Linked DNA regions of Homo sapiens: all the other regions are linked to region 2. Evidence: read pairs that join two places in POLR2A ChIA-PET (ENCODE). Cell type or tissue: HepG2. All regions are shown on one strand. Region 1 has its middle 33 kb from the start of LINC02925. Region 2 overlaps CELSR1 (cadherin EGF LAG seven-pass G-type receptor 1). Region 3 holds the start of LOC105373075 (a long non-coding RNA gene).

Region 1 (8,000 bases), 200 kb before region 2:
CTCCTAAACCCATTTTGAACCCCAACCCAGGGCGAGCCCAGCCTGAGGAGGCCCACATCACCCCATTCGATCCTCTTACCTGCCCCTGCCCACTTGCTAGTGAGGAAACTGAGGCCCAGGAGGCTCACTACCTTGCCCAAGGTCACAGAGCAGGAGGGTGAGGGAGGCAAGTCCCAGACTCCTCTCTCGAGTGCTGCCCTCGACTTCTGAGGCAACAGAGCCCTGACCCTGACCTCCCTCCCAGGCCCAGCACCAGGGCAGGGCTGCACTGGGCTGGGACTCAGGCACCTCCTTTTTGGCATGTAGGAGAGACACCTCTGAATTTTCTTCCTAACCCACACAAGGCAGGCAAGAAGGGAACCCCATCCTGCAAAAGGTCTCCCCCAAACCGAATCTTTCCTACCTCAGGAGATGCAGGGTTGACAATAGCCGAAAAAGTGGACTTGGCTCTGGGGGAGTCACACTCAGGTCCCTGGCCCCGGGGCACTGCTGCACCTTCTGCCACACAGCCAACAGGGCAGGGGCACCAGCCCACCCGGCTGAGAACAAACTGGCTCTCCTCCCTCCCTTGTCCAGGACCTGGCAGGGGTGCAGGTCCTGCTCTAGACATGTGGGGCCTCGGGCCGGGGTTGCCACACTGCACCCCACGTTCTGGCAGGCGCACGGGCCTGGGCTACAGCCAAGGTGCCAGCCCGCCCCAGCAGAGCCCCATGAGCTCAACATCCCGAACAAAGGGAGAGAAGACAGGGCAGAAAGTGGGGTGCACGGAGGGGACAAGCGCCCACAACTTTTTGGAGAGGTCGTCTGTAGGGAAGCAGGGGCTGGGGCGCCCTCCTCCTCTCCCGTCCCACCCGGGAGTGGATCGGCAGGACGACATTGGCGGGCCCGGGCCGATACCGTCCCCCTCCAGTGGCCCAGCGTCGGTGACCCCCGGTCCGGCGACCCCCACCCCAGTCCGGGCCCCGCAACCCCGGGATGTCCTCGTCTCCCCCAGCCGGCGGGCAGAACCCGGACCTGCGGCCGCAGGTGCCCGCGGGGAGCAGCCGTGACGCGCGGGACCCGGGGGCGTGTGCGGGGCGCGCCCGCGCAGGGCCCTGCTCGGAGGGTCGCCGGCTCGGGCCCGGGCGGCGGCGGCGGCGGCGGGGAGAGCGCGGCCGAGTGAGCTGGGTCGCGAGCCGCCAGCCCAAAAGGGAGAGTGGTCGCGGGGCAACCAGGTCGGGGTAGGTGGGTGTCCGCGCGCGCCGCTTACCCTGAGCGGATATCGGGGCCAACTCTCATCCACCCGCCGCGGCGCCCCCCTCGCCGGCCGCCCGGCCGCGCTACGCCTGCCGCCCGCCCGGGAGCCCAGCGGCGCCGGGGAGCCGGGAGGAGGCGGCCCCGCGGGTCCCGGCCACGAGCGCGGAGGCGGCGGCGGCGCCAGGTCGCGCGCTCGCGTCCCGCTGCGCGGAGTCTGCGCGCCCCCGGCCCCGTTGCGCAGCCGCCGCCCCGCCCCGCGCCGCACCTTAAAGGGGCCGCGCCCCGCGCGCCACCCCGGCCCCGCCCCCGCCCCGCGGCCGGCTCGGGGGTCCGCGGGGGCGCGCCTGCCCTGGCGGGTCCGCGTGCGCCAGCTCGGTCACGCGGCGCGGCCTTTGTTTGGGTGGCCACGTGCGCCCCCGCCGCTCGCACCCACGCGCACGCGCGGCCGCCGCCGGCCACGGCCACGCCGTCCGCGCGCTTGCCACGGCGGACGCCACGGGCTCACCCGCGGGAGCACGCTCGCTGCTGTGGCCTCGCCCGCGCCCCGCGGGACCGCCCGCCTTTCTAGAGATGGGTCAGGGACTGGGCTGCCGGTGGAAACCCGCGTCCCGGGTGGAAATGCCTTTCCTCGACCGCCTCGCGGGGCGCCGGACGCGGCCCCACGCCGGGGCTGGACCTGCAGCCCGCGCTGTACGGGACGCAGCACGAACCCCGCTAGACTCGCGCAGTACCTGGCGCGCCCATCCCAAGGTGCCCGGGGTGCTGTCTGTCCCCAGGATCTGGACCTCTGGGCCCACCCTTTCTCTGAATCTCACCCACACCCCTGCATCTCCCCAGGCACTACCTGCGGGGCAGGACACCCGTAGAGGGGACCCACTCTAAGCCCACCTATCCCCGGGTTTTGGACCCTCTAGAAAAACCACCCACCACCCCGCTTTAAGGCTGTCTAGCTCACAGGAGACTGCTCAGTGAAGGGGCAGAGGGGATCACCCTGCAGAACCCTAGGTTTAGGGGACACGCTTTAGTGTCTTACCCAGGAGGATGGTTGCGAGGAGTTGGGGTGGGAGGGTGGAGGAGAACCGGAGTGGAGAAAATAGACAAGGCCTGGAGGCTGTTTTTGCCCAGCCCTCTCTGCCTCCCCCTCCCCAGACTGGGTCCCCTGTGCTCTGCCCCGCCCTTCCTGTGTCTCTTGCCTGCCCCAGTGCCCTGCCCTCAACTCACTGACCTTGGGAGTCCCACAGGCATCTCCAACCTTTCAATCCAAAGACTCCAGACCTGGATCCGCCCTCCCCACTTCCTTCTGTCTCAAGGGCCCCAGCTCAAGTGCACCTGAAGCTCCCTGTGGCAAGATTCAGGGCCTCTCTTTGATCCCCCTCCAGGTCTAGCCCTGATGGACCTGGGTTAGAGGCAGGCACTCAGGTGAGCTGTACTTCTCCAAGGCTCAGGTTCCTGTCTGCAGAACTGGGGACCCAGTGATTTCAGGGTAAAGGATCCAGCGCTTCCGCAAGGGCTGCCCAGTGGCGTCTGTCCTGTGCCTCCGCAGGCAGCATGGGGTGCGATGGCGCGCTGTCTGCAGGACCGTCTCTTTCCAGGATGGCGGAGATGACTCACATTTGTGCCCAGAGCCCCCATCCAGCACCAGGCCTGACCGCCAGACCTCTCTGGCTCCCCCTCCCCGCTGTCCAAACCCTCCAGGCTTTCCTGCCTTATCTCTGTCCTCCAGGGAAACAGGATTTGTTTTTCCCAAACACAAGCTCTACTTTCCTGCCTACCGCTCCCTACTCTGGCCATATCCTCCCAGGGGTACCTGCCCTACACTAACTCTACCCAGCCTGCCAGGCCCAGCTCCAGAGCTGCCCACTCCAGGAAGCCCTGAGCCAGCCTGGTCAGAAATGAACCCGGACTCCACCTGCCAAGGCTCTGGGGGAGGGGGGGGGCCCTTAGGGCACCTCCTGCCCCAGCACTGTGACCACATTTTAATCGTTTTCATTGTTGATTGTGCTCCTTCCTGTCTCCTCTCTCCACTCTCCCTGACAGCCCAGGTGAGCTGCTCCTGGGAGCAAAGGCCCAGAGCTTTCCTGTGCGAGTCCCTCGCTGCTGTCCCCACATTTCAAGACCTTGGCCAGGCTGTGTCATTGTCCGGGTCATTTTGTACACAAATGACTCACCTCAGCCAAGCCCCAAAGGCAACCTGTTTGTGCGGATGCAGCAGTGGCAGTCTCTCTGCCAGCAGGACACCTGCTGCTTCTCACCTCTCATCTCCGAACCTCTCTGCTTCTCCCAGTGGAGAAAAAGCCTCCATCCTCACAGCAGCGATCCCAAAGAGAGACCCCCTCCTGCCCCACACCCCTCCACCAAGTCTCCTGGAAGGATTCTCATCGCCCTGCTTGGTCATGTGCCACGCTTGAGCCAAGGGGACTGCGGGGGCAGAGGCCAGGGTGCTGTGACTGGCAGTGCCATCTGAACCACTGGGGCTGAGGCAGGCAGTACCCCAACAGAAAAGGGGCTGCAGCAGACAGCGCGACACAGAGCAAGCGCCCAAGAAATGTTCATTTTGTGAACGGCCAGGATTAGGAGTGAGCAGGCAGAAGCCAAAGGGAAACCAGACGAGGGCACCCAGCATGCCTAGCCCCTCATATCTGGCCCACCCTCCAGACATTTGCTCGGTGCCCAGTCCCTGCTTGGTAGGGGCGCAAAACTGGTGCAGTGCAGAGAGTCAGACAGAGCCCCTGCCTGATGGACAGGCACGGACCACACACCCCACAAAGGGGGACACTTGATATTGCGTGGTGCCCACCACCCTGCTCCGTGGCTCTTCACAGCCATCCTATTAGCCCATTTACAGAGCAGCGTTTATGGCTGAATTGTGTCCCCCAAAAAATTCATCTGTTGAAGTCCTAACTCCCATACCTCCCAATGAGACTGCATTTGGAGACAGGGTTCTTAAAGAGGCGATGAAGGTAAATGAGGCCCTGAGGGTGGGCCCTAACCCAACAGCACATGTGTCCTCATAAAAGGAGGAGATGGGGACACGGACACACACAGGGGGGATTGCATGAGGACACGGAGAGAAGGCGGCATCTGCACTCCCAGGAGTGAGGCCTCAGGAGGAACCAGCCCTGCAGACGCATTGATCTCAGACTTTCAATCTCTGGAAGCATGAGGAAATGAAGTTCTGTTGTGTAAGCCGCCTGTCTGTGGTGTTGGTTACACCAGCCCTGGCAAACTCACACGAGGGCACAGGCTCAGAGTGGCCGCCAGACCCTAAGGGTCACATAGCTGGTGATGGCAAGGCCACCGCCAGCTCCCTGCTCCTCTGCTCAAAGCAGAACTGGACACAGGGATGGCGGGGCAGGGCTGCTCCGAGTGGGCACGGCGGAGCCCTGAGCTTGGTGGGTGGCCTGGGAAGGAGGCTTGGAGCCTGCTCACACCAGGGGCCAGCGGGGCCCTCAGACCCGTGCCTCCCGGCCTCAGAGCCTTGAGGGAAATCGGGGGCAAGATGACAGGACTCGAGAGGAACCAGTGACAAGTGGTAGCAGGGCTCTCCATATAGCCTGACACCCCCGCACTGTCCACTGGCTCCTCAAGGCCATCCTGTTATGTTTGTCTGTGGCCAAAGGCATGGAAATAAGTCGATGAGAAGCAGGGGTGTGTCAGGGGCAGGCCAATCCGAGTTCATATCCCAGCCCCCCCTCACCTTCTGAGACGGGACCTGGAACCAAGCAGGTGCACCTGGAAGGTTCGTACCTTGGCATGTAGTATCCAGGCTGTCACTCCACATGCACAAAACCGCATATTTTATTACACAGGACGCCAAGGCACAGAGGGCTCAGGAACCTGCCCGGGGCCACCGAGGAGAGGTGGGAAGGAAGCACTCCAAGCCCCGGGGTGTGCAAACTCTGGGTTCCAGGCCGTTCCCCACATCACCTCGTCGCCACCCCCCAGAGATGGCAGCACCTGGCACCAAATGGCACTGGGAAGTGCCGGCGGTTGCTATTTTCATCCTGATTAGGGGAGAAGGGGTGGGGCCAGGGCTAGGGAGGAAGGCCCCTGGATCTGGAGCAGTGAGAGGTTTGGGCGAAGAGTCCCAGGCTGGGAGTTGGGGTTCCTATAGGAGACTGAACAGAGCAGCAGCTGGTGGCTCTCAGCTCTGGGCCAGAGATGGCAGCGTCCCAGCCAGAGAGCTGAGGGGCCCAGTCCCACTCCTCAACAGTCAGGGCTCCCAGGAGGCGGCCTCACTCTCACCTTTGCTACCACTCCTGGCACCGGGTTGCTGCCAGGAATCAGTGGGAAGGTGGTGCTTCCTTAGCCCCTCCTGTGCTGACACCTGCCTCCCACCCCTGAAAATTCCAGGAGCTAGAAGTGTTTTAGCTCCAGATGCATCTGGGTCCTTGTGCCCTGGCATGGGAGGGTCAGCGGGCAGTCCACCCCCAGTCTCCCCTGCTACAGGCATGTGGGAGGCACCCCATAAGGGTCATGGCTGGGAGAAGGGATCCAGGACAACCTCATCTTTTTTATTTTATTTTATTTTTGAGACGAAGTCTTGCTCTGTCACCGAGGCTGCAGTGCAGTGGCTCAATCTTGGCTCACTGCAACCTCTGCCTTTGAGTGATTCTCCTGCCTCAGCCTCCCCAGTAGCTGGGACCACAGGCGTGTGCCACCATGCATGCCTGGCTAATTTTTGTATTTTTAATAAAGACGGGGTTTGGGTTTCACCATATTGGCCAGGCTGATCTCGAACTCCTGACCTCAGGTGATCCACCCGCCTCGGCCTCCCAAATGGCTGAGATTACAGGCCTGAGCCACCGTGCCTGGCCAACCTCATCATTTTTAGAGAATCGAACTGAGGCTGAGAGCACCCCAGGGACGAACTTATCCTGACCTCTCCTTGGTGCCAAGCCCTATGCTGTGGACGTGTGTCAAGGAGGAACACTCAAGAAGGTCCCCTGGCCTTCTTATCCAACAGAGAGGCAGAGCCAGGCAGGCAATGAAGTCACAGTGTGGTCAGTGATGAGACAGAGAGCCACAGAAGGCTGAGGAGGCTTCCTGGAGGCCATGATACTCTAAGAGAGGCCAAGGAGTGACCAGAGGTTAACTAGGATAAGATAGTAGGAAGAGGATTCCAGGCAGAGGGAACAGCATATACAAAGGCCTGGTGGGAAGAGAGAGAGCTCCACTTGTTCTGTTTAGCTGGGAAAAAGCAGGAGCTGCCATGAAGGACAGCCCATATCCCAGGGCAGGAAGGAGCCATGGCCGGGTCTCAAGCAGGAACAACAGGATCCCATCAGTGCTCTTCTGGGTATAGACTGGAGGCCTCTGGGTGATAAGCAGGTGGGAGGGGGTGCTGTGCTTTGAATATTTGTGTTCTATGTAAAATGTTTATCTAGAAACAGAGTGCTCATTCCCCAGTGCTGCAAAGAAACAGCACTCAAACATAAATTTAATTATCTCAGCAAGGCCATTTTTACTTTCTGCAGAAAGGGTGCTCATCGCAGATGGAACAATGGCGACAGCACACCTGAACAAAGGAGGGAAGCAATTTTTATCCCTTACGCGTTTGTCCCTGTTACTGTGTCCTGTCTCCGTTGGCTGCAGCCAGACCTCACAATCTAAACTAAAACCCGATTGGCTAACAGTTTAAAACTTTTCTAAAAAGGTAAAAGTAATGGAAAGACAAAGGAAAAGAGGAAGTTGCTTATGCCAAATAGGGAAGGGGCATAGGCTGCAAGCGGGAGCATGCCTGTGAGCAGGTACAGCACAAATATCTTGGTTAAGGTTCCAGGACATAGAATGTACTATGTTGACTGTGAGCATGTTTAGCAGCTACATAGGCTAGGGCTTAACAAAGAGTTATTAGCACAAAGCAAGGAGGCTTGAAGGAAGTTAGTTTTTCAAAGAAACTATTATTTTTAACACTTATGATTTATTTAACAAGAAGGGAAACTTTGAAGAGGAATTTTTACTTTCTACATTTGTCACCTCCAAAACTCATGTTGAAATTTAGTCCTCGGCTGGGCGAGGTGGCTCCTGCCTGTAATCCTAGTGCTTTGGGAGGCTGAGATGGGAGGATCTCTTGAGGCCAAGAGTTGGAGGCTGCAATGAGCCAAGATTGTGCCACTGCACTCCAGCCTGGGCAACAGAGTGAGATCCTGTCTTAAAAAAAAATTAATCTCCAACATGGGGAGTATTGAGAGGTGGGGCCATAAAGAGGTGATTGGATCATGTGGGCTCTGCCCTCATAAATGGACTAATCCATTCATGGCTTAATGGATTCATGGGTTAAGGGATTAATGGGTTATCATGGGGGAGGGGGGAACTGGTGGCTTAATAAGAAGGGGGAGAGACACCTGAGCTAGCTCGCTAGGCCTCTCAGGCCCCTTGCCGTGTGCTGCCCTGTGCTGTCTCGGGACTCTGCAGAGGCTCGCCTGGCCAACAGGAAGGCCCTCCCCAGATTTGCCCCTCGGCCTTGCACTTCTCAGCCTTCATAACTGTAATAAATAAATTCCTTTTCTTTATAAACTACCCAGTTTCCGGAATTCTGTTATAAGCAGCAGAAAACCTACTGAGACAGGGATCTGAGCAGCTCTTACAGAGCTCTTCCCACCACCAGAGGTGTGGAGGGGTGTGGAAAGCAAGCCCCTCCCCACACTGTGGCTGTTGTTCCCGGGAGAAAGGCCACTGCAGGGCTGTGGCAGGGCAGGGTGAGGACCTGAAGAGCAGCTGAGCTGGGGGAGGGAGCTCTGGGCACAGGGCAGGTGGGCATG
Region 2 (8,000 bases):
GTGCCAGAAATGCCCCCTCCCCAGCATACACCCCATCTTGTGCCCAGAGGGACCCCATTCTGTCCCCACACACCTGGCCCAAGGCTGTCATGGGTAGTGCCTGCTGCTGGCCCCGGGGTTAGGTCTGCTCAGCTAGTCCTGGCTGGAAAGGATGAATGTCCCAGAAGCAGCTTTGCAACCTGCTCGGTGGGAGCAGCCCAAGGCTCCGCCCTCCTTCTTCCTGCCATTTCCCAGATACTTCCCTGGCTCTGGGATCCTCGTGTTCACGTGGTTCTCAGTGACTGGGTGATTCATCCCCATGAGCTGCCATTATTTTGGTGTCTTTTGCTGGACACTGAAACCATCCCCTGTGATTCTGCCATTAGCTATTATGGGCTGTGACATCTTTGCACCTGTGCCTTCTCTTTCTTTTTAAATTTCTGAAGTCCCAATTTGACCCAAAGGTGACACCTCTCTCTGTGTGCCCTGTCAGTGATAAAACCTGCTCTAGGGATGAAGATACTGTGGGGTCCGTGGGTCCGAGCTCTCGGAGTGTGATTCTGTCTCCCCTAGAAACACATCATGGCGTGTCCTCAGGGCATTTGTGCGCGGGATTTAAGCAGATGTTTCCTCACCGTGTTTGTCCCCATGCTCTGGCTTCTTGACCTCAGGTTGCCTCACCGGCCCATCATTAATACCCCGATGGTGAGCACGCTGGTGTACAGCGAGGGGGCTCCGCTCCCGAGACCCCTGGAGAGGCCCGTCCTGGTGGAGTTCGCCCTGCTGGAGGTGGAGGAGCGAACCAAGCCTGTCTGCGTGTTCTGGAACCACTCCCTGGCGTAAGTGTGACGCCAGGAGCCCCATGTGAGGGCTTTGCCAAGGCAGAGTGCCCCCGCAGGGTCGGGGGCTCAGTGGCAGAGCGCCCCAAGAGGACGGTCTCTTGTGGTCTGTGTTTCCCCTTTAAGTCCCCCGTGGGGGCAGTGAGCCTCCTGCTCTGCTTCTGTGGGAATATCAGAGTCCTCCCCTAGATGTCCACACACAGATGCACACAGACCTGCACGTGGAGATACAGATGTGCAGGCGCACAGAGAGATCCCTCAAGGCTGACACCCAGGAAGGGGACCCCTCACCTGCGGGACTCCCGACATGCAGCGGCCAACACTAGTGTAGTGCCCAGTTCACCGCCGGATAAGACAGGCCCATTCCGGTCACACACGGGAGACAGAACCCAGAGACTGGCCTAAGAGCCCATCTGCTGACGGTCTTGCCCGAGAGGCTGACACAGTCTAGCTGTGGGGACTGGCTTCACCCCCAAGAGGCCACACCTGGCCGCAGCACAGTTTATCTGGCCCGTTTCAGAAGCAGCGTCAGAGAGTCACAGAGTGGCGAACGCAGGAGAATCTGTGCGCGAGAATCTGTGTTCTAGCATCCATGCAAGCGAGGGAAAGGCGTTTCGTCGTTAGAAAAATGCAAAATGAGTGATTCTCACCCACACGTGAGACTGGATTCAGCACCACAGTGTGGCTCCCGTCTGCTGGGAGCCAGTAGTGTTTGTGCTTTGGTTTTGCTTTTTAGCTGCAGAGTTCACGTGAGGTGTGGACATTTGAGTTGCTCTATCGTTACAGGGAGCTTGCCTTTTCTCTGCTGGTTGGTTTTCACTTTTGCTGTCTCTGTTTAGAAGAAGGCACTGGAACGGGGGTGTGGTGGGAAGGGCCCTGTTGCCGGGATGGGAGCACAGTCAGGGAGGGGAAGACCCACTGCCTCCCCACACACCGGGAGGGAGTGCCGGGAAGGGGAGACGCCATGCAGGAGTCAGGCTTGAATCTGCGGAGCGTTGTGCATCTGGGGACGTCTGTGCAGCAGGAACGCTGCCCCCATCACAGTTGCCCTGGGCACAGTGAGGAGCCGTGAGTGGGGGCTGTGCTGGGGGTGGCGCTATGGTGAGCGAGCCCGGTTAGCCCAGCCTCATTCTTCTCCTGCTTCTGTGCTTTCCAAGTTCTAGTTAATAAGCAACCAGCATGGCACCTGGAATGTAGTAGGCGCTTGGCTTATAAAAGAGAGAAGAAAGGAACCCATTCCACCACGACGGACGTCAGGCCCGGCTGTCTGTCTTGGGCATTCATCTGCGTCCTGGCAATTAGCTCCAGCTCTAATGACCTGCTCTCTGCTTTATGTTGCACTTATTATTCCCAGATTGTAAAGTTTGTGCCAAACATATTAATGCTAACATCCCATTTTACAGATTAGCAAAGTAAGGATCTGAGAGGTTATGTGATTTTTCCCAGAGTCTGCGAGGGCAGGGCCCTGTCTGAAGCTGAGACACACCTTATAACACCTTGTTATTTGGGGCTTCCCATCAGTAAAACGGGAGTCATAATGGGGCCCTGGCTTCTGGGCAGTTCCCATAAAACATTGTGCAATCTGAAGATGAAAGTGTCAGAGGAAGGTGAGATGTCCTTTCTGAGAGCGTCTGCCCTCAGAAGGAGACGGGACCGCATCGCAGCTGTGTGAACCCCGGGCAGTGGTTCCAGCAGCGGGGCGGACGCGAGACAGCCCCATTTGAGTTTTGCTGCTAGATGGCACGTAGAACTTGAACTTCAGAGGGTGCTCCTTGGAGGCCCTGACCAGACACAGAAGGGAAGGGAGACTGTTCCCATGGTCCTGCCTCCGCGGCAGTGAGGCTGCTCTTCTTACAGCCAGGTGGCTCTTGTCTTCGGTGTAGGGGGCTGGTGAGGAACACGGTGGGGAGCAGCCTGCGAGGGCGCTGGGCTTTCAGCACTCACGGCACCTGCTGTTTGGTTTGGCCAGGATGGCCTGGGAGCCCCCAGGGCTGGGCAAAGGCTGCCCTTTACAGACTCATGGGCAGAGGGAACCGTCTTACCCCTGCCCCTTCTCTGTCCTCTCCGCAGCGTTGGTGGGACGGGAGGGTGGTCTGCCCGGGGCTGCGAGCTCCTGTCCAGGAACCGGACACATGTCGCCTGCCAGTGCAGCCACACAGCCAGCTTTGCGGTGCTCATGGATATCTCCAGGCGTGAGGTGGGCATCCTCCCGTGGCCACTGTGCCCTCTGGGCCTACCGCCAAACCTGCCCCTCCCCCCCAAACCTGCACCTCCCCGCCAAACCTGCCCGTCCTCAAACCTGCTGAGCCTGCCCCCAAATCTGTCCCCTCCTCAAACTAAATCTTCCATTCTAAGTGCTTGGAACAAAACAAATCAACCGATTAAAACACATATTCGAGGATTGGCCAGAGTCTGAGGATTTCCATAACAAAGCCCCATTATAAGGGTTTTCAGAGAGCCCTGGTTATGTATTAAACCCCGGAATGGCAGACCCAAAGCTCAGGCTCCGAGGAGCTCTCGGAACCTGCCCCTCACTTCAGTGCGGGTCTGTTGGACGGTGCCGCTCCCCACCTGCTTTGATCCTAAGGGAGGTGACAGCTGCTGGGCGCTCTCCCTCGGGGCCACACGCAGGGCAGCAGGACAAAAGGCTGGGCGGCTAATGTTTAACCTCTGGCATTTTAAGCGGCCTGGGAATGTGAGCCGGCCATTGTGGGCTGCAGATGAATTGGGGAATGGCCCGAGCGCTGTCCTGGCCTCCCGTTATCCAGACAGGAGGGAGGTGGGAGCCAGCCTGGCCATGGCCTGTGTGGGACCCTGGGGTCTAGGAGTCAGAACCAGGGGCCTGGGTAGCCTCCCCCGGCCCCTCCCCGGGGTTGCACTGTGGCTCAAGGGCCCAGGCCACTGTCCTTTCCGAGGGCTTTTTGATGTGAAGTGGCCCTGGTTTCTGTCACATTCTTGGAAGGGTGAGTCAGCCCTCAGGCGGGGCTGGAGGAGGGCAGCGGCCTCTTGTGCAATATGCAGGTGAAGCTGACCCGCCTCTGCCCCTGTCTCATGGGCAAATGTCACTCCCCAGCAGGACCCAGCCTGGAGACGGGGTCAGTGATTAGTGGAGTTTGTTCATATGTGGGCGGGGTTGGGGCTTGTCTCATGGCCAGGATGCCAGGTGACATGTGGGCCAAGGAAGCTGAAATTGAGGCAGAAGAAAGGAGGCTGGAGTGAGAGTCCGAGGCTCCCATGGCCTGGGCGCCCCAAAGCCAGAGGTCTCTGAACGGCCCCCAAGCCAGTGGAGGGAGCCTGGCGTGCTGCCGCAGGCCCCAGGGATGCCCAGGGCCCAGGGCATTGAAGGAGCCTCAGGAGGGGCAGTTCCAGGCCCAGAGCCATGAGCACTCGGCCTCCCCAGCCCAGCCTGATCCTGCCAGCCTTGATCGTTTCATAAGCAAGTGTGTAATTTATCTCTGTTATGCAATGACCAGATCTGAGCCTCGGCCCTTACCTTCTCTCCTGCCTTTAACCCTCCTGCCCATAGAACGGGGAGGTCCTGCCTCTGAAGATTGTCACCTATGCCGCTGTGTCCTTGTCACTGGCAGCCCTGCTGGTGGCCTTCGTCCTCCTGAGCCTGGTCCGCATGCTGCGCTCCAACCTGCACAGCATTCACAAGCACCTCGCCGTGGCGCTCTTCCTCTCTCAGCTGGTGTTCGTGATTGGGATCAACCAGACGGAAAACCCGGTATGGCCACTCTGCTCCCCTCCCCACTGTCTGGGCCGCAGCTTGGAGCAGCTACCATAGTCCTGTCCTGGCCACTCCAAGCACCCTGGCTAGCTCCTCCTCACCACCCCCACCTCTGCTTCACAGATGCCCTTTCAGGAACGTGCCTGGTCACAGGCTGTGGGTGGAGATGTGGGATTCACTGGCAGGCCCAAGCACTTTGACTCTATTGGGAGATGGGGGGCCCTTTCTTTCTTTCTTTCTTTTTTTTTTTTTTTGAGAGTCTCGCTCTGTCAATCCAGGCTGGAGTGAGATGGCACAATCTCAGCTCACTGCAACTTCCACCTCCCAGGTTCAAGTGATTCTTGTGTACATCCCCAGGAAAATACAACTCTTGTCAAAAGTGATTTAAGGGCAGTGGCTCATGCGTGTAATCCCACCAGGATCCCTTTGGGAGGCTGAGGCAGGCAGATCACTTGAGGTCAGGAAGACCAGCCTTGCCAACATGGTAAAACCCAATCTCTACTAAAAATACAAAAATTAGCTGGGCGTGGTGCCGGGCACCTGTAATCCCAGCTACTCAGGAGGCTGAGGCAGGAGAATTGCTTGAGCCTGGGAGGCAGAGGTTGCAGTGAGCAGAGATGGAGCCACTGCACTCCAGCCTGGGCAATAGAGCGAGACTGTCTCAAAACAAAACAAAATGATTTAAGATGTAGAAAGACTAAATAGTCCTCTCACCGTTAGAGAATTTGCATTGCAGTATAAAAACCACGGCCAGGTTGGGTTTATCTTAGGAATGCAAGGATGGTTTAACATTTTAAAAATCTATGAATGCCATTTACCTCACCAGTACATTTAAGGGAAAAATATTATTTTTCTCAGAAATGAATGTACAAAAGAATTTTGATAAATGTTATGCTCATTAATGATTAGAAAGAAAGAAAAACCTTTGAACAGACTAGGACTAGGGGAAACTTTAATCTAATGAAGACATCTACAGAAAACCTGCAGTTGCAATAAATAACAATGGGAAGATACTGGAGGCATCCCCTGTAACATCAGGAACCCACTCACGTTCACCACTGTGGTGCAGGGTGGCCTTGCCAGTGCAATGAATAAGGAAAACAAAAGCATAGAGATCAGAAAGGAAGAAACAAAGCTGTCATTATTAGGTAACATGAAGGATCTCATAGAAAAAATCTAAAATAGTCTACAGGCACGTTATGAGAAACAATTAGGCTGGGCACGTTGGTTCATGCCTGTAATCCCAGCACTTTAGGAGGCCGAGGCAGGCAGATCACTTGAGGTCAAGGAGTTCGAGGCCAACCTGGCCAACATGGTGAAACCCTGTCTTTACTAAAAATACAAAGATTAGCTGGGCATAGTGGTACGCACCTGTAATCCCAGCTACTTGGGAGGCTGAAACATGAGAATCGCTTGAACCCGGGAGGCAGAGGTTGCAGTGAGCTGAGATGGTGCCACTGCACTCTGGCCTGGACAATAGAGTGAGACCCTGTCTCAAAAAAAAAAAAAAAAAAAAAAGAGCCTGGCAGCAGGTGGACGACGGGCAGAAGATCAGAGCAGTCTGATAATGCGCAGGCCTGGGAGGTGGGGTGGAGACCCAGAACTGAAGCCAGGGCACTGGGCACGGGGAGAAAGGAGGGACAGGACCAACCGGTTATGGAGCAGGCAGGAAGGAGGAGTCAGGGGAGTTTGACGTCTCCAGAAGGGAGAATGAGTAGTTGAAGGTACCACCCATTGAGAGGCAGGGTCTGGGTGAGATGGGACACCTGCAGAGGCCAAGGAAGGTGTGGCGCATGAGCCAGGGAGGCCGCCTCCAACTCGTGGGTGGAGACGGTGTCTGTGGGGCTGGACCGGCCCTGGGAAGGGAAACGGAATAAAAAGACCAGGCTGGAACCTTCCGGCGAGCTGCTCAGGGCCACGTGCAGACCTGAGCTGCTCCTCCTTTTTTACGGCAAGCGGTGGGACCAGACCCCTCTTACCTCAAGAGGGAAGGCAGGCACCCCCACCTCGCAGGTCACCCTTGAGAAGCCTCCATGGCTTCCCAGCAGTGGTAGGTGGAGCACCAGGCCTGGCCCATGAAGGACGAGCCCCGAGGCGTGTGTCAGACCAGCCAGGGCCAACCTTCCCCGCCGCCTCCCAGGTGCTTCCCGAGGCCGAGGCCCCGGGCTGGCGGGGGCTCCGTGTGCGGGGCCCATATGGCAGGGTCGCTGCTCCTGCGGAGGGGTTTCTTCACATCCGCAGCCGGGCGCATCCCCGCAATGGGCACGTTCTCATCCGCGCATTGGTCTGGGAAGGCTCTGAGAAGTGTGCGGATTTCATCTCAAAACCCCTCTAGTGTGCTTTTGAGTGGCGTGAATGGGGGAGAGGGGAGTCGGTGCAGGCCACTCCCTGCAACTCAACACCCCAGCGAAACTGAGGCGGCCCCTGGGTTCCCACACTGACTCGTCGCCTGCCGGAGTGAGCGCTGTCCCGGCAGCCACGCACGGCTGAGCATGGAGAAGGAAAGGGCGACCCGGCAGCGTTCTAGGGGCTTGGCAGAGTGCCTGGGCTTTATGGTTTTTTTGTAAACCCACAATCCTATCTCTGGGCGAGGTTTTTCATCTCTCAGAGCGCTGGCAGGCTGAAATGATTTATTATGCATCCGCTTTTGTCTTTGTTCTATTTCTGGAAAAGGTGGTACATTGGTTAGGGAAGCAGGTACGACCCTGCTGCAGCCAGGATGGCACAGCCCTCGCACTTTGTTTTCAAAAGGTGGTTTCGTGGGTTTACTTTTCGCATTACTTGAAGCAGCCATCCAGCCAACCAACCTTCTCACCCCCTTCCTTTTCCTGAGCCAGTGTGATTTCCACTCAGGAAACCAGGGTGTTTGGTGTAGAGTTCTCCAGCCACACGCTCGCGCCTCCTTTCCTGACCGAGGCCACAGTCTGAGGCAAAGGGCCTGTCTCTGGCATAACTTGAGCCTGCGTTCCCTGCTTCGGTTCCTGCTCTGTTCCGTATCTGACAGATGCGATGCTGACTTGGGGCCCTCCCCACCTCGGGGGCGTTGTTTCTGGAGGGTGGCTGGCCCTTCGAGGCTGATGTGTCAGCAGGGGCACCCTTAGGGTGCCGTGACCCAGTGCCTGAGCAAAGTGGCCTTAAGCCTGGGGTTGAGGCGGGGGCCCTCGTTCTCCTCCTACGCTTCTGTGTCTGTTAAAGGGTATCTCCCTGGGACCCCCTGGTAGGGTGGACTGATGGGATGGCTGCTGAGGATTAGACAGTGTGTCCAGAGCAGGCCGGTTGGGGGTGGGGTCAGGGTGGTGGGACCCTCCCATTGCTCCTATTGCTCCCATTGCTCCCATCTCCCCCATCTCCCCCATCTCCCCCTTCTCCCCCATCTCCCCCATCTCCCCCTTCTCCCCCATCTCCCCATTCTCCCATTTGGCTGGTTCAGCCTCCCGGGACCCAGAGGGGAG
Region 3 (8,000 bases), 170 kb before region 2:
CACGCCAGGTAGCCGGGCTGGGTGAGCCAGGCTGGGCTGGGTCTCGGGCCCCGTGCAGCCCTCGGTGAACACCTTTATGTGTAGTCTCATGACCCTGTCTGACGCTGATGACTTGACCATGTAGCTGCTTCACACAGACCAGGCCAGCTTGGGAACTGGGAATTAGAAACAAGATTCTCGTTCGCCAGGAGCCGTTCATTTGAACTGGGGAGAGAGCTGAGCCCAGGAGCTCTGGCCGATGACAGGGTGCCTGGAGAAGCAGGCAAAGCAGCTCAGAGAGAGGAAGAAGAAGAAAGGCAGGGGCTAAGGGAGGCCATTTTGAGGGAGAGAGGGAGAAGTCTCCCCACAGCCCCACGGGAGGACTGCCCTCGATCCAGGGGGCTTCCAGCTGCTGGACCCACCCTCGCCTGTCCCGGCCATGTAGCATTTCCTCAGCTCTGTCCATCTAGTGGCATTATTGCTTTAAAAATGAGATGCTTCCTGGGCCATCAGCTCTGCAGAGAGCCACAAAGCTCCTTTTGGGTCCGTGTCAGAATTCTGCTCCCCAGACGGAGATGGCCTCATGGGCTGCTCCAGCACCAGCCTGTGCAATGTGGTCCGTGTGGCCAGAGAGCTGGAGGCTAGGGGCTTGGCATTCCTGGGACCCAGAAGCGGCTAGGAGACTGTCGGGGCCTGCAGCAGCATGGGAGCAGGGGGTAGCAGATGGAGGGTCCAAGTTCTAGGGCAAGCTGAGGCCAGGAGACCTGTCCCTAGCCCCCCACCTGCCAACGCCAGCGGGAGCCAGGACAGCGGGACATGGGTCCTTCAGGGGACAGCAGGCTGGAGGATGAGGAGGCAGAGACTCAGGCTGGAGGCCCTGAGAACCCCTGTCACCAGGCGGCCACATAAGCCACATCATCCCCTCAAGCACCCAGAAACTGGAGAGACGGCAGTGGAGGAGGGGAGGGATCTGGGGTCTGATGTCACAGGGCTGGCCTCGGTTTTTTGTTTTTTGTTTTTTTTTTAGATGGAGTCTCACTCAGAACGCCCAGGCTGGAGTGCAATGGCGTGATCTTGGCTCACTGCAACCTCCTCCTCCCGGGTTCAAGTGATTCTCTGGCCTCAGCCTCCTGAGTAGCTGGGATTACAGGCGCATGCCACCATGCCTGGCTAATTTTTGTGTTTTTAGTAGGGATGGGGTTTCACCATGTTGGTCAGGCTGGTCTCAAACTCCTGACCTCATGATCTGCCCACCTCGGCCTCCCAAAGTGCTGGGATTACAGGCATGAGCCACTGTGCCCAGCTGGGCTGGCCTCGTTTTGTGCCCACTGCCCAGCAGAAGGGGCTCAGGAGGACACTCAGAGGGTTACAGGCAAAGCAGAGAAGCTACACCTTCTCTGGGCATGTGGGGCATAGAGGGAGGTAGAGTTTTTTTGGACCCTGGAAATGTGGGGTCCGTCCCCCTCTTATTTCCCGGAAGAGCCCCAATTTGTTACCATGTCCACACCCCAAAATTAGAGGGGAGATTCTGATTTACACTAAAGCCAAAGCTCTGTCCTGTTGGGCCATGGCCAGGGCATTCACCAAACTCCCCCTCCATGGCCCAGCTCCCGACACCGGGGATGTCTGGCCTCTCTCTGGGGAGATCCCACATTCCCTGCAGTCCACCTCCCATCCAGAAGCTTCTGGAATCCCTCCCTCCTGCCCCAGGTCTGCCTTCCCCTCCACAAGCCTCACCTCCAGTCCTTTCCTTGGAGATGCCATCCCCACCTCCAGGAGCCCACCCAGACGGACCCAGTGAGAAAGGCTGCCTGGCTCTGGGCTTGTCCCGGGAGGCAGAACCTGCCGCATGGACTGGCCCCGACTGCCCTGCTCCGCGGTGAAGGCAGGTAGGACAGGATAGGCATCCCCACCCCTCTCCTCTGGCCTTCGCCTCACTGGCCAGAGAAGAGCCCCTTGCAGGAGTGAACGGGGTGGGAGATGGGGAGAAAGCCCGGCCTGAAGGAGTGGGTGCTGGTGCCTGTCCCACTGCTCTAATTCCTGCTGCTGTCCCCACGCTGATCACAAAAGGACACGATCATATTCACCTGACTGGGGTGCGGGAGCGGGGGCCTCTCGGAGCCCCTTCTCCACACGGGTTGGGGGGCTTCACCCGCCAGTATTGCCACAGTAAAGGGGCCAGGTGTCCACATTTACAGAGGCAGAAACAAAGAGATTCAACCCCCCTCATCACTGCAGGTGGGTGAGCAGTGACTCTCAAATGTTGGAACTGCTGACTATGAGAAAGACAAGAACTCTCGTTATCTCTGAGACTGGCAGCCTGGGGACAGTAGTCCCCTCCTCCACCAAAGAAGCTCCTGGGTGGGACTTTGGGGTAACCCACCTCTTGGCTGGCCAGAGTCATTGTGGGTGGGTTCTGGTGCCCTGTGTGTTATGCTGGGCAGACATCCTTTCAGGATGGAAAGCCGCCTCTTCACCTGTGTCCTCCGGCAACATCTCACCATGGGCCTCTGGTTCTATGCTCAACTGGTCTCCTCCCCGACCCCTGCTCTTCTCCAGCCACCCATGCTCTCAGATGCACAGCTGACCTTGTCCCTCTACAGCTGAAAATCCCCAGTGCCTGCAGTACAAAGGCCAGACCCCTTAACCCACCCCTGCCTACCTCTGGCCTCAACTCCCACCCTACTCTCCACCCCTACGATTTCACCCCTCAGTAATATTAAATTGCCTATAGTCACAAATTCTCCCCTGCCACACAGAGTCTGTTTGATTCCTCTAGGTCTTTGTATATGTTTTTCCCCTTGGCTGGAATTCAACATTCTTGTCTGCCTGGAGAACCTTCAAAACCCAGTTACCCTGGACAGCTTTCACAGACACCCCCCTTCACTGTCTCTCTAGAGTGACCTGTCCCTTGGTTTTGCTCCACAGTATTTGACCGAGTATGTGTGTATGTCTGTCTCCCCAGCACAGCAGACGGGACTTACCAAGGGCGGGCCACATATCTGAAAAATTAGGGGCAGAGTCCAGCACAGGGCTGGGCACAGGCAGGCCCCCAACAATGGTGCATGGCCCAGATGAAATGAAGCAGCTTTGCCCCAGTCTTGGCCTCAGGAAGCATCTCTGAAGTGTGGTGAGGATTTGGGGGTCACAGTGGGTACCCCCCAAAGGCCAGCCTTGGGAATGCTCCTGGCTTCCACTCAAACAAAGCCCCCCTTCTCCTCCCAGAACACCCTGGCCAGGAGTGACACTGATGGATCACTCACCCTCCTGCCGACTGCACAGCCCCGTCCTGGACTCTGGCAGACCACGAGCACTGGCTTCCCAGCAGAACCTGGCTTGACCCCAACAAGGCAGACATTGTGACGTTCACCCATGTAGAGATGTAGAGAGAGCCATCTCAGACCGCTGACCTCCGCAACCAGCAGATAATCAGCATCTTGTTTAAGACTAAGTTAACTTTAAGACTAAGTTTGGGCCGGGCGTGGTGGCTCACGCCTGTAATCCCAGCACTTTGGGAGGCTGAGGCGGGCGGATCACAAGTTCAGGAGATCGAGACCATCCTGGTTAACACGGTAAAACCCTGTCTCTACTAAGAAAAAAAAAATTAGCCGGGCGTGGTGGTGGGCACCTGTAGTCCCAGCTACTCGGGAGGCTGAGGCAGGAGAATGGCATGAACCCAGGAGGTGGAGCTTGCAGTGAGCTGAGATCGCGCCACTGCACTCCAGCTGGCGACACAGCGAGACTCTGTCTCAAAACAAAACAAAACAAAACAAAACACTAAGTTTGTGTGGCTGGGTGCAGTGGCTCATACCTGTAATCCTAGTACTTTGGGAGGCCAAGGCGGGTGGATCACCTGAGGTCAGGAGTTCGAGACCAGCCTGGCCAACATGGTGAAACCTTGTCTCTACTAAAAATACAAAAATTAGCCGGGCATGGTGGTGCATGCCTGTAATCCCAGCTACTCAGGAGGCTGAGGCAGGAGAATTGCTTGAACCCGGGAGATGAAGGTTGCAGTGAGCTGAGATCATGTTACTGCACTCCAGCCTGGGTGAGAGAGTAAGACTCTGTCTCAAAAAAAAAAAAAAAGACTCAGTTTGTAGGATTTTATTACATCAACCAGAGGAGAAGACTGAGGTCCAGAGAGGAAAACAGACTCACCCAAGCTCCCCACCAGGCCTCCTGACTCATTGCCCAGTGCTTCCTGCTTGTCCTGCCTGACCTCCTCACATGACAGGGACAGAGGCCCCAGCTCACACGTCCACTGCTGATTCCGCAGAGGCAAAAGTTCAGAAAAACCAAGCCAAGTCCATTTCTCTGGGTGTGCAGGCGAGCAAATTTTGTGGACAGAGAAGCCTGTGTGCCCTGAATCATGCAAAGGAACCAATTAACCAATTTTAGCAGAAGTTGGAACTTGCAGGAACCGAGCGCTCTGCCAATAGCTCCTCCTTGTCCCCTGTGTCCCCCTGAAGCAGGTGGCGGTGTGCCACGATGTCACCTTGGATTTAGAGTTTCTTAGCTTCGTGAGAGCCCAGAACACATACCGCCTGCATCCCCGAGGCCAGCTGGGTGGCTCTGGCCTATTTATAGTGTCCTCATCCATCTTCTTTTCTTTTGATCAGGGCAGGACCCAATCTCGGAGGAGCTGCAAATCTCGGCATGCTCGACAAATTCCAGCAGGGCATGAATCATGGGCTCCTGCCTCGTGAGGGCCCTCCTCTGCCAGTGGGGCTGGTGGAGCTCTGGGGCTCGCCTGCTGCCCAGCTTGGAGGCAGAGCCGGGCCTGACGGAGTCCTCCCTGCACATTCCAGAGGAGCTCAAGCCAGCTTTCCCCCCGGGATCTCACCTGACACTGCAAGGCAGAGTGCCCCACGAAGAGAGGGTTTCCTTCGCTTGCCTTTTTGCCCTGGCAAGACTGGCAACCAGGAGTCCGTGAGCACCGGTGCCTCCTCAGGGGTGGCACCTCTTTCTGGGAAGCCACACGGGTCTCAGACAGCTGTGCCCTTCCTGCTGCCCTCCAGCTGCCAGAAGGCCATAGTTCCCATGTGCCCTGGAATGTGGGACTCTCTTTGAGACGTCCACTTGGGGACCTGTCCTCAGGCCCTGGGGTCAGCACACAGGTGGGCAGTTTCTTTGGGCTCAGGGTCAGGCTCCTACTGGTGGGTGAAGGCAGCCCTTTGTCTCATGTCTTGCCCCAGCGTTCCTGAGTAGCAGGCTCCCTCCCCCATCCTCTTGGCAGCTGTCCCTCCCTGCTCCCTCCCGGTGACCACAGCCAAGCCAAGAGGCCTGTGCTCTGTTCCCCACACGTCCATGTAGAGTGGCTGGACACCGGTGTTGATTGCTGTGGAGGTGGCTGGAGGGAGTGGACATTCCATTGTAATGATGGCAAAAATAGCCATGATCTTTCAGCCACTGCTGAAACTGCTGGAGTCAGGCCCTTCCCAGGTATGATTTGCCCTCCCTGATGGTGCATTTGTCTCCCAGATGTGCAGATGTGGAAGCCGATGTCCTGGGGATCAGGGGAACCTCATGAGGGAGGAGGCAGGGGGCCAGGACTGGCTCCTGAGCTCTGCAACCCCAGTGTTGCCGTCTGTCTTTTAATCTTTAAAAAGAAGATACAATGATATAATTAGGATGCGGCAATCTCAGCACTGGGAGGCCAAGGCGGGGCGGATCACTTGAGGTCAGGAGTTTGCGACCAGCCTGGCCAACATGGTGAAATCCCATCTCTACTAAAAATGCAAAAAAATTAGCCGGGAGTGATCTCAGCTACTCAGGAGGCTGAGGCAGGAGGATCGCTTGAACCGGGGAGGCGGAGGTTGCAGTGAGCCGAGATCGCACCACTGCACTCCAGCCTGGGCAACAGGGCAAGATTGTGTCTCAAAAAAAACAACAAAAACAAAACCAATAATAATAATTAGAATGCTGACACTGTCTCTAGCTTTTCTGGGTCTCTCCCATTCCTGTAGAATCGTTCTTGCCCACAATCACCTGCCCATCTCTCTTGCACCCCAGAAAAGTTTTGCAAGTTCAGGAAGAGAAAAAAATAATCTGACATGTACTGTCTGTATTCTCCCATGACAATAATCTCTCTGTGGGGGGAGGGGTGTCCATGTCTACCACGGTATTGAATGAATATTGAATGAATGGCTGAATGTGCATGAAGGAAAGGAGACAGTGGGTGGTTCAAGTGTGGTTGTTCTTGCTTCCCCATTCCAATCAGGACATAAGCGGGGGGCCAGGGAGGACAAGGCCAGGCTGGCAGAGTGTCATCAACTCACGGCTGCTGCGGTGGGTGGCCCTCCTGTCCAGCAACAGCATCAGGGGGTGGGTGAGCGTGTTAGGAGGGGACAGAAAAGTAGGGGCCACTGGCTTCCCCCACCCCCAATCTGCCAATCCTACCTCAGAACAGTTTTTTTCTTTTTTTGAGACGGAGTCTCGCTCTGTCACCCAGGCTGGAGTGCAGTGGCTTGATCTCAGCTCACTGCAATCTCTGCCTCCCCGGTTCAAGCAATTCTCTTGCCTCAGGTTCCTGAGTAGCTGGGACTACACGTGCGCACCACCACGCCCAGCTAATTTTTGTGTTTTTAGTAGACATGGGGTTTCACCATGTTGGCCAGGTTGGTCTCGAACTCCTGACCTCAGGTGATCCACCTACCTTGGCCTCCCAAAGTGCTGGGATTACGGTCATGAGCCACCGTGCCTGGCCCTCAGGGCAACTTTAGTGCTCCTCCCTATACCCAGCAGGGGCAGAGGAAAGTCCCCAGGGAAAGTCCTCTTTGAGCCGTTGATGACAGCATGGTTAGTAGTAGTTACAATGCCAAAATATAAAAAGAATAATTTTAAAAAAGATTTTGTGTGCAATTTTGCAGAGGGAATGTCTTGCCCTTTTTTCTCCACTCAAAAGGAAGGGAGGGTATTCAAAAGAGTCCAAAAGTGGAAACAGCCCAAATCCCCACTGGCTGATGAGTAGATAAACAAACTGTAGTGTATCCACAGCGTGACACGTTACTCAGCCTTCAAAAGGAAGGAAGCACCAATTTATGCCCCAATGTGCAGGAACAGTGAAATGTGATGCTGAGAAAGCAGCCAGGCCCAAGAGGCCACACAGTGTGTGACTCCACTGACACAAACCACCCAGGACAGGCAAATCCATAGAGTCAGGAAGCCAGTTATCAGTTGCTGGGGGCTGGCAGGGGATTGATGATGACTTTGGGGCTTCTTTTTGGGGTGATCCAATGTTCTGGAATTAGATAGCGGTGATGACTACACAACTCTGTGACTATACTGAAAGCATTGAATTGTACACTTTAAAGTGGGTAATTTTTAAGATATGTGAAGTGTGTCTCCTTTTTTTTTTCTTTTTACATTTATTTTTTGGGCCGGGTGCAATGGCTCACACCTGTAATCCCAGCTCTTTGGGAGGTTGAGGTGGGCAGATCACGAAGTCAAGAGATTGAGACCATCCTGGCCAACATGGTGAAACCCCATCTCTACTAAAAATACAAAAATTAGCTGGGCGTGGTGGTGCACACCTGTAGTCCCAGCCACTCAGGAGGCTGAGGAGGAGATCAAGGAGAATCGCTTGAACCCGGGAGGTGGAGGTTGCAGTGAGCTGAGATTGCGCCATTGCACTCCAGCCTGGGGACAGAGTGAGAGTCCGTCTCAAAAAAAAAAAAATTTTTTTTTTTTAGAGATGGGGTTTCATTATGTTACCCAGGCTGGTCCTGAACTCCTGGGCTCAAGTGATCCACCCACCTTGGCCTCCCAAAGTGTTGGGATTGCCGGCATGTGCCACCGTACCTGGCCCTTGATCTCATTTTTTTTTTTTTGAGACGGAGTCTCACTCTGTCACCCAGGCTGGAGTGCAGTGGCACGATCTCGGCTCACTGCAAGCTCCGCCTCCCGGGTTCACGCCATTCTCCTGCCTCAGCCTTCCGAATAGCTGGGACTACAGACACCCGCCACTACGCCCGGCTAATTTTTTTGTGTTTTTAGTGGAGACAGGGTTTCGCCGTGTTAGC

The links. Peaks named below come from ENCODE experiments on the same cell type or tissue, not always from the same donor. Only the 100,000 strongest peaks of a DNase experiment are listed, where the experiment ranks them.
Region 1: POLR2A ChIA-PET joins it to region 2 with 6 read pairs; 2 of 35 experiments call an interaction of 5 or more read pairs at or near these places.
Region 3: POLR2A ChIA-PET joins it to region 2 with 5 read pairs; 9 of 35 experiments call an interaction of 5 or more read pairs at or near these places.

The regions. Positions count from the first base shown.
Region 1 is chr22:46,570,540-46,578,539 of GRCh38, reverse strand. It overlaps a transcript of GRAMD4 not described here. Among named protein-coding and RNA genes, the nearest start is that of LINC02925, 33 kb to the right of the region's middle. RefSeq lists a silencer at 1,293-1,492. In HepG2, no CTCF peak of the experiment used is centred here; DNase peaks (open chromatin) are centred at 2,949 and 3,379; H3K4me3 peaks cover 2,478 bases; H3K27me3 peaks cover 1,095 bases.
Region 2 is chr22:46,373,606-46,381,605 of GRCh38, reverse strand. CELSR1 (cadherin EGF LAG seven-pass G-type receptor 1) reads left to right here. Exons shown (of 35, transcript NM_001378328.1): 22 at 651-818; 23 at 2,889-3,015; 24 at 4,345-4,545. Among named protein-coding and RNA genes, the nearest start is that of TRMU, 42 kb to the right of the region's middle. RefSeq lists enhancers at 1-14, 3,680-3,974, 3,425-4,624 and a silencer at 3,680-3,974. In HepG2, a CTCF peak has its summit at 1,882; DNase peaks (open chromatin) are centred at 1,985, 3,425 and 3,825; H3K4me3 peaks cover 2,087 bases.
Region 3 is chr22:46,544,266-46,552,265 of GRCh38, reverse strand. It overlaps LINC02925 (long intergenic non-protein coding RNA 2925), which reads right to left. Exons shown (of 2, transcript NR_186692.1): 2 at 4,069-5,578. LOC105373075 (a long non-coding RNA gene) reads right to left here and starts at 3,518. Exons shown (of 2, transcript XR_938316.2): 1 at 3,243-3,518. RefSeq lists a silencer at 1-94 and enhancers at 155-654, 655-1,156, 4,407-4,926, 4,927-5,448, 2,303-5,628. In HepG2, a CTCF peak has its summit at 5,008; a DNase peak (open chromatin) is centred at 4,175; H3K4me3 peaks cover 632 bases; H3K27me3 peaks cover 215 bases.